Regions from separate parts of the Homo sapiens genome. Here region 2 is linked to region 1. The links are chromatin contacts, found by Hi-C or POLR2A ChIA-PET in ENCODE. All regions are on one chromosome and are shown on one strand. Each heading gives the region's core, a stretch centred on a gene start or an enhancer-like site at or near the end of the contact. The rest is flanking DNA. Distances are from core to core; before and after follow the strand shown. Region 1 overlaps BTLA (B and T lymphocyte associated). Region 2 has its middle 7.3 kb from the start of CD200R1L-AS1.

Evidence for each region. A loop is a pair of places that touch in the nucleus more often than their neighbours do. ChIA-PET counts read pairs that join two places held with the same protein, here RNA polymerase II (POLR2A).
Region 2: a loop to region 1 is called in a map of naive thymus-derived CD4-positive, alpha-beta T cell, with 2.5 times the contacts of the local background. The contact joins two enhancer-like sites. A Hi-C loop is called at or near these places in 1 of 168 maps with a recorded cell type or tissue (naive thymus-derived CD4-positive, alpha-beta T cell). POLR2A ChIA-PET finds 5 or more read pairs at or near these places in 1 of 52 experiments (activated CD8-positive, alpha-beta memory T cell).

Annotation. Positions count from the first base shown.
Region 1 is chr3:112,462,170-112,466,103 of GRCh38, forward strand. It overlaps BTLA (B and T lymphocyte associated), which reads right to left. Exons shown (of 5, transcript NM_181780.4): 5 at 1,797-3,934. Among named protein-coding and RNA genes, the nearest start is that of BTLA, 35 kb to the right of the region's middle. RefSeq lists enhancers at 1,346-1,485, 3,923-3,934. Within about 2 kb of position 2,247, at least 6 of the 41 ENCODE cell types and tissues checked have a DNase peak (open chromatin) inside an H3K27ac peak, as active enhancers do.
Region 2 is chr3:112,793,191-112,797,124 of GRCh38, forward strand. No RefSeq gene overlaps it. Among named protein-coding and RNA genes, the nearest start is that of CD200R1L-AS1, 7.3 kb to the right of the region's middle. Within about 2 kb of position 1,686, at least 4 of the 41 ENCODE cell types and tissues checked have a DNase peak (open chromatin) inside an H3K27ac peak, as active enhancers do.

The DNA of each region.
Region 1 (3,934 bases), core at 997-3,496:
ATATCCAAAGGAATATAAATTGTTCTGTTTTAAAGACAAATACATGCTTATGTTCACTGTAGCACTACTCACAATAGCAAAGCATGGAATCAACCAAATGTCCATTAATGGAAGACTGGATAAAGAAAATGTGGTACATATACACCATGAAACACTATGCAGCCATGAAAAAGAATGAGATCATGTCCTTTTCAGGAACATCGATGGAACTAGAAGCCATTACCCTTAGCAAACTAAAGACTATTGCATGTTCTCACTTATAAGTGGGAGCTAAATGGCCGGGCGCAGTGGCTCAAGCCTGTAATCCCAGCACTTTGGGAGGCCAAGGTGGGCGGATCACAAGGTCAGGAGATCGAGACCATCCTGGCTAACAGGGTGAAACCCCGTCTCTACTAAAAAATACAAAAAAAAATTAGAAAATTAGCCAAGCGTGGTGGCGGGTGCCTGTAGTCCCAGCTACTCGGGAGGCTGAGGCAGGAGAATGGCGTGAACCCGGGAGGCAGAGCTTGCAGTGAGCCGAGATCACGCCACTGCACTCCAGCCTGGGGGACAGAGCGAGACTCCGTCTCAAAAAAAAAAATAAAAAATTAAAAAAAAAATAAGTGGGAGCTAAATGATGAGAACACATGGAAATATAGAGGGGAACAACAGACATTAAGGCCCACTAGAGGGTGGAGAGTGGGAGGAGGGAGAAGATCAGATAAAATAACTAATGGGTACTAATAGGCTTAATACTTGGGTGATAAAATAATCTATACAACAAACTTTCCATGACACTGGTTTACCTGTATAACAAATCTGCCCATGTACCCCTGAATTTCAAATTGAAGTTTTTCTAAAACCCTGCACACAAATGTTTAGAGCAGTTTTATTCATAATTGTCAAAACTTGGAAGCAACAAAAATGTCCTTCAGTAGATGAACAGATAAACTGTGGTACATTCTGACAGTGGAATATTATTCACCATTAAAAAGAAATGAACTATCAAGCCATGATAAGACATGGGGGAAACTTAAATGCATATTACTAAGTGAAAGAAGCAAATCTGAAAAGGCTACATGGGGCATGATGCCAACTGTACGGCACTCTGGAAAAGGCAAAGCAATAGAGGCAGTGGTTGTCAGGGGCTTGGAGGGAGTGATAAATGAGTAGAGCACAGAGGATTTTTAGGACAGTGAAACTATTCTGTAAATCACTATAATGGTGGATACAAGTCATTATACATGTCAAAACCCAAAGAACTGCAAGTGTGAACCCTCATGTAACCCATGAACTTTGGTTGATAATGACATGTCAATTCTAGTTACTGATTGTAACAAAGGCACCACTGAAGTACAGGATGTTGATGATGGGAGAAACTGTGCATGTGTGGGGGAAGACGGTATAGAAACTCTCAATGCTCACCGCTTAGCTTTGCTGAACCTAAAAGTGCTCTGAAAAAAGTTTATATATTTAGCAAAATAGATATGATCGCGCCAGAGAATTCATTCTGGGGACTAGATAGTTTTGGTTGGTGCACAAAACTGATCAAATAAACCACATATACCAAACCTAGCCTCTACTAGTTTTCTCAAATTGTGGACACTGGGAAACATATTAAAATTGGTTGGCATGTCTTTTAAAGATGATGATTAAAGAGCCATTTTCTAGACCTCCTGAATCAGAATTTCTTAGTGCTGCAAGTTAATAGTCTGCAGTTTAGCAAGTTATTCGGGTCGCTTTTATGTGTCAGGGGGTTTAAGAATCAGTATTCTATTCATGTCCACACATTTTGGGGTACAAAATCAGATGCCAAATTGATTTCAAATAAGTTTTAATAACTTTACCTTCTCATTGAGCACAATCACAAGCTTAAAATTTGTGAAAAACCATTAAATTATCTACATATTCTTTTTCTCAAACCCTCTATAAACTAATGAAATAAGCCATGTAAATAATAGTGAAGTAGAGTCATTTGGGAAAATGCATGTATGTCTCTGACACCATTTTGAAAAGGAATAAAAACATAAATGATTTGTGATTTTGGCAAACAGTACAAATATATTAATACATCTTAGAGATGAAATCATTATCAGCATTATCTTTACTATAAGACATACTAAGGATATTTTAAATAAGACAGAAATATTTTGCTTTTAAGTTTGAGAGAATCATGAAGGAACTGTTCAATTTCGTGTGTTCATCTGATAAGAGGACAGCTAAATGTATCCTCCCCATATTTCCTGTTTCTATTTTTAAGAATACCACAAGCAGCTATTCTAACATGTCTTTCTTACATAAGTTGTCCACAAATGCAGCCTGGCTAAAACAGCCTATCTCGAATTGGTTGCTTGAAATTCTAGGTGTAATTGGCAAAATAACAGTGACTCAAAAGAATATTTGCACCCCCAAATCTAAGGAGCTAAAACTTAATGCCAGTGTTACTTAAGAAAATCTCTCCACCACAAAACCTCAGTTTTGTCTTTTTGTATATATACCCCACTTGTATTCTAAACTCCATAATTTCACATATTATTTTCTTTAATGACCCATTTACTCTAGTATTTTGAGCTTCATAAGCAAACTGAAAATATAATGTCAATTTGATCAGTTTCTCGTGCACCATTTCTGTTGTCACCCACCCCACCTAACACACACACACACACACACACACACACACATCACATTCCTTTGTGCAGCAGCTCAGCTCACATATTTGTTGAAATGGATTTTAACCTTTGCTATCCACTTTGTATGAAGACTATTACATTATTCAGTAGCAGCACCTGAGAATTCGAATAGCCTCAAACTGTTGAATAAAATTATAGGCTATTTTTGAAATAGTTTAACTCAAGTACTTTGGAAAGTCCAAAAATCTGAATCCATCTTTTGCTATACTCTTAAGTGGCTGCAACCTCAGTATTTTAAAATAAATGATTAGCAAACTAAAATATGTCACTACAGATGATTTGCCCTGATTCCTTAGTAAGAAGAACAGCAAGATGCAGATGTGGTGAATGAAAGCAAATTGACCCCTACAGACCAATTAAATATTCTGGGTTTTCCTCCATTCCATTAATTGCACTTTAACTTGCTATCAAGTCAAGCATGAAGCAGTTTAAGCTATCTTCACTTGCCCAGTGATACCTATTCTGACTAACTTTTAAACTATTCAGATGCCCATAAGTATATTAATTCAGCAGCATTATGTCACATTCCTATCCATTAGTCTATGTGACCCAGTGAGTCTCTACTTTCCTCATAAATGTGCTATACGTTGACTGCTCCATTAATACCTATATTTGCTTATCAATCTAACAGAGTAGATATAAGCATTTGTTTGCCAGGTATGTGGAACATCTACCCTATATCCAATTGGTATATTCTATATTTTTATTGCACCATTTATTATTTTCATTTTCTTACATCAAGCCTAAAATGATTTCTCCTTTGCATTTAAGAAACACCATTCTTAGACTGACACAGCAAAAATTTCTTATTTTGGAAGACTGACTTGAAATATACAATCATTACTGTATTTATGGTTGGTTAGTCAAATTGGGACATTTTGTTTTCAAGAGTGTGTAGTGAACTGATGCAGGTAACACAAACCTCTTTTCCCTACAAGTCTTTCCAATAGCTTCAAAGGCAAGATCGAGTTTGTATATTGGGTAAAATGTAGCTAAGTTTAAACGTTCTACTATTCTGCTACTCATGATGTCAACCAGTTTTGGAGAGATTTTGTTATTCAAGGCTATAATATAAAAAGCTCCCAAATAAGTTTCTGAGAGAAATTTTAATCATTTATCCTATGGACCCTTAAGACCCAAGCACTAACATGAACATTTCTAAAGTAAAAATTCTCAAATTGAGAAATATTATTTGACATCCTGTTGAGCCCAGACAATGATGTCAACATGCTGATCATTCAATGGTCCCTGTTGGAGTCAGAAAC
Region 2 (3,934 bases), core at 436-2,935, 330 kb after region 1:
AAGAGATTTTTTTCTTGAGCTCTCCTTAGCTATCTTTTTGAAAGCAGAGCCTCCCAAAGGAATTCAATGATTATAAATCCCCTCCTTGAGAGTTAACCAGGGAAGATTGACTCCTATGGCTAGAGAGGAGAAGTTGGCACCAGGATAAGAATTTCTCTAAACAAACATCGCCAGAAAACTATCTTTATCTCCCATCCATTCTCTTAAAGGCCAGTTTACCTTTCCTAAAAGTCTTTTGTTTTCCTGTAAATGCCCTTTGTCCCACTCCCCTTCCCCTACTAAAGATGGTACATAAGCCCTCAACTTTAACCACTTCCTTGAGTCATATTTTTCTACAAACTTCTGTGTACATTCATGCATAAAATTTGTCTTGTCTCTTGCCAATTTGCTTTTGTCAGTTTAATTGGGAAGGCACCAAGTACTAAACCTATGAGGGTACAGGAAAAATTTTTCCTGCCCCACAAACCTCCTGCCTTCTAAGGTGTAGAAAAATTCAACCTCTCATTACTGGGGTTGGTCGGGAGGAATCTTCCCTTCAGGCTTCACCTATAATCTGGGAGACTCAGGCTCCAACTAGAATGTAGGAAATAGAGGGAGAACTGAAGGGAGGCCTTCAGTTCACCCTGATGATGATACATGCTCATTGTCCAGGTTTCATTGTTCCAGGATACTGTAGAGTCTGGTGTCTGTGTAGAATCCCCTGCTGTCTGTGGGCAGAGCCCTGTGCTGGCATCCAGCCACCTTAGCTGCAGCTTTCTTCAGTTTTGTCTCCTCCCTGAGTTTCTTCATGGTGCAGGGAGCACATCCCCCGACTCTCCATGCAGATTTCCATTCACTCCAGTCTTAAAGAATCACCCTTCTCAAAAAACACTTATTTCTCCCCCATCTCCCTAGTACAATCCACTCAAAGGGCTCAGTTATTGGGAACATAAGAGCCAGAAAGACCCATGGTTTATAGTAATTTTTGCTTCCTATGCCCACCACATAAACCTCTCTTGAGGCAAGGGAAAGGCTCAGAGGGCAAAGCTACCTTCCTGGGAGAAGGAAAGGAAAACACAAGGCAAAAAGAAAACAATGATATCTCAACAAAACACTCAAACACATATTTAACAAGTTATTCTGGAAGCAGCAACTACTGCTAAAAGTAGCCCTATTTGAACTCAACAGAATGGGTCCTTTAAAGTGAGTCCTCTAGTTCCTGCGGGCCATACCACAGCCCCTCCCCAGAAAGGCTACACCGGATTGGAACACAATCCACTTGAGAAAAATCTTGAGTTTGGGCATGTTATCCTTGGAGACACATTTCTCGTCATATAGCAACGCTTGTGGAGCTTTCATTTCCCCTCAGCAGAAAATTCCGAACTGAGATGGTCACCTTGAAGGTAACAGCACCCACAACAATCTTGGAATCTCTGATCACAATGTCCTTGCTTCTTTCTAAGGCAGGATTAACCGACCTTCCCTCTTGAGTTCAGTTTCCCTGCCCACTCCAGTCTCCACCCCATAAGAGATGAGACCTGCCTCCCAGGACATGGGCTTAAATGACCTCTGAGAGGTAAACATTGAGAAGACATTTTCCTGCCCTAGACCCTACCCTTCAGGCGCCTGTCAGCAACGATTCTGATGTTAGTGAGCCAAAGGCAGCCCTGTCCTACCTGGCTCCTGCCAGAAGCTGCTGCCTTTGAAAATAGCAGAAAGAGCTTTTTCTGTTAAGAGGAAGCAACAGAACCCCTGGCAACAAGCAGACCTCATACTTCCCTCAAGCCACTTGTTTACAGACGGGCCCAGAGTAGGGAAAATGAGGTCAAGGAGCCGCTTCTGTTTCCCTCTTTACTGGGCCTAGGTGACCTGAGAGATGACCTTCAGAACCAGATACCTTTATCTACTGCCTCGGTGCCTGTGAGACTTGTGATATCAGCAGGGTTCTGCAGAAATCCCTTGTTATCCTTGTAAAGATAACAAGTTAGAAGTCTTTTAAAAGGATATAGATTTTCATGTGCAAACTAAGAGATATATTCTGGAAAAGTGCAAACTATATAGTTTTCATAGGGCATTTTCCTGCATTCACTTTGATCAAATAACCAGCAGCCCAAGTCTTTACTCTCTGTTTTTATACTTCTTTTAGCATCCTCACTTTATAAATGAGGTAAACTGAGGCTCAGAGGGATTAAGTGACTCATTTCAGGTCCCACAGCTAGTAAATGATATAGAATCCCGAGGATTCCAAGCTAAGATTTCTGATTCTCTTTACCCATTTGTAGCCTTTTCAGATGTATATTTCACCAAAGCATGTTTAGGTTTATTTGTTAGTTTAACATAGGTGGCTTAAGACTGAAACTTTCTAACATTAAGAGAGTCTGAATCCCTGTTAGAAAAACCAGACATGTATTTATGAAATTCTAAGCAAATTATGTGTCTCTGGGAGAAACCGGTAGATCACAATTGGCAAAGGAAGTCTAAACCAGTCTCTCTTAATTATGTTACCAAGAGTTGCTTTCTGTGTATAGGTCATTAGTTCGATTTAAGCATTAGTGTGTGCAAAGGGTGTGTTTCTGTGTGTGTGTATTAGAGGTGTCCATGGGATACACAAATAAGCTTCAATATAGAGCAGGATAAAGCCAAAGAATAAGTACATTGTATACAACAGAACAACTAGAGTGTTCTGTAGCTTTGAAAAACATTGTGGCCAAACAAAATGTTCTGCCAGGGGCAACATGGGCTAGGTCTCTATCATCCGAATATGAATGGGTCATATTTTCAGGTTCTGTTGGCCTTTGAGGCCCAACCTAACACACTATGTTCTTGTGTAGCTGAGTTGCCCAACAAAACCAATGGTTGCATTTGAAGATCAAGAAAGAAAAAGTTAACTTTCATTCCCTTTCTCAGAACTGTACCTTCTTTAGAGAAATCCTTAGTCCTCAACAAGTGCCTCTAAAGAGAATAAAATGAAGCGTGCTTCTTCTGAGAAGCTATAGCATTTTGAAAGCTTATTTTCAATTGGATGAGGGTTTCATTACAACCATGTAATAGTAACTACTGTTAATTGAATGTGCAGGTACAATACAGATGTCATCTAATTTAACCACCAAGAAAGGCTCATGACAAAGGCAGCATTTGTCATATTTTCAGATTCAGAAACTGGGGTTTAAATATTTTAAGTAATTTGATCAAAAAGAACCTGTGGAAAATGATGGAGCTTTCTGACCACAAAGCCTTAGCCACTATGCTATATTGCTTCTCAATTTTACACTAGGGAAAGGCTAAATTATCCACACAGGATAGATGGTAGTTAGCACGAGATGACCAAGAACCAAGTTGTGAAGAACTGTCCTTGTAAATTAGAGGACAACTTTAATTTTGATCTTTGCTTTGAAGGGAACTCACCCCAACAAGCACATTCCAGTTTTTAGCTGGTTACATTTGTTTTAAAACATACTGATATCTAAATGCTTTGCTAAAAACACAATTCTTCTCATCTTCTGAAACAAGAGAAAAAAAGTCACATAAAATTATGTCCAAATTATTCACATGTAAAAACTTCGCTTGAGCTGATTACATGATTATTTTGTCCTAAAAGAAAATTACATGGAAGTTCAAATTTATCTGAAATGGAGAACTCTATGGAAGTTTCACTACAAGTACCAGTGACATTGATAATTTTAAATCACAATAGTCTTCATACAAATCCCATTGTAATGTTCTTGAAAAGTAAAAACGATAGCACCAAAAATTGTAAAATAGTGATTTGTTTTGTCTACTTGGCATTGCTAATGCTAAAGTCAAGATACAAAAACAATTACAGATAGGGGAAGTTACTTGCAATGCATACATAGACAAAAAAATTATAGCCTGAATATATAAAGAACACCCACAAATCAATAGGAAACATAAATATGAACAATGACAAATGATAGCACAAGAAAAAAATGGCTTA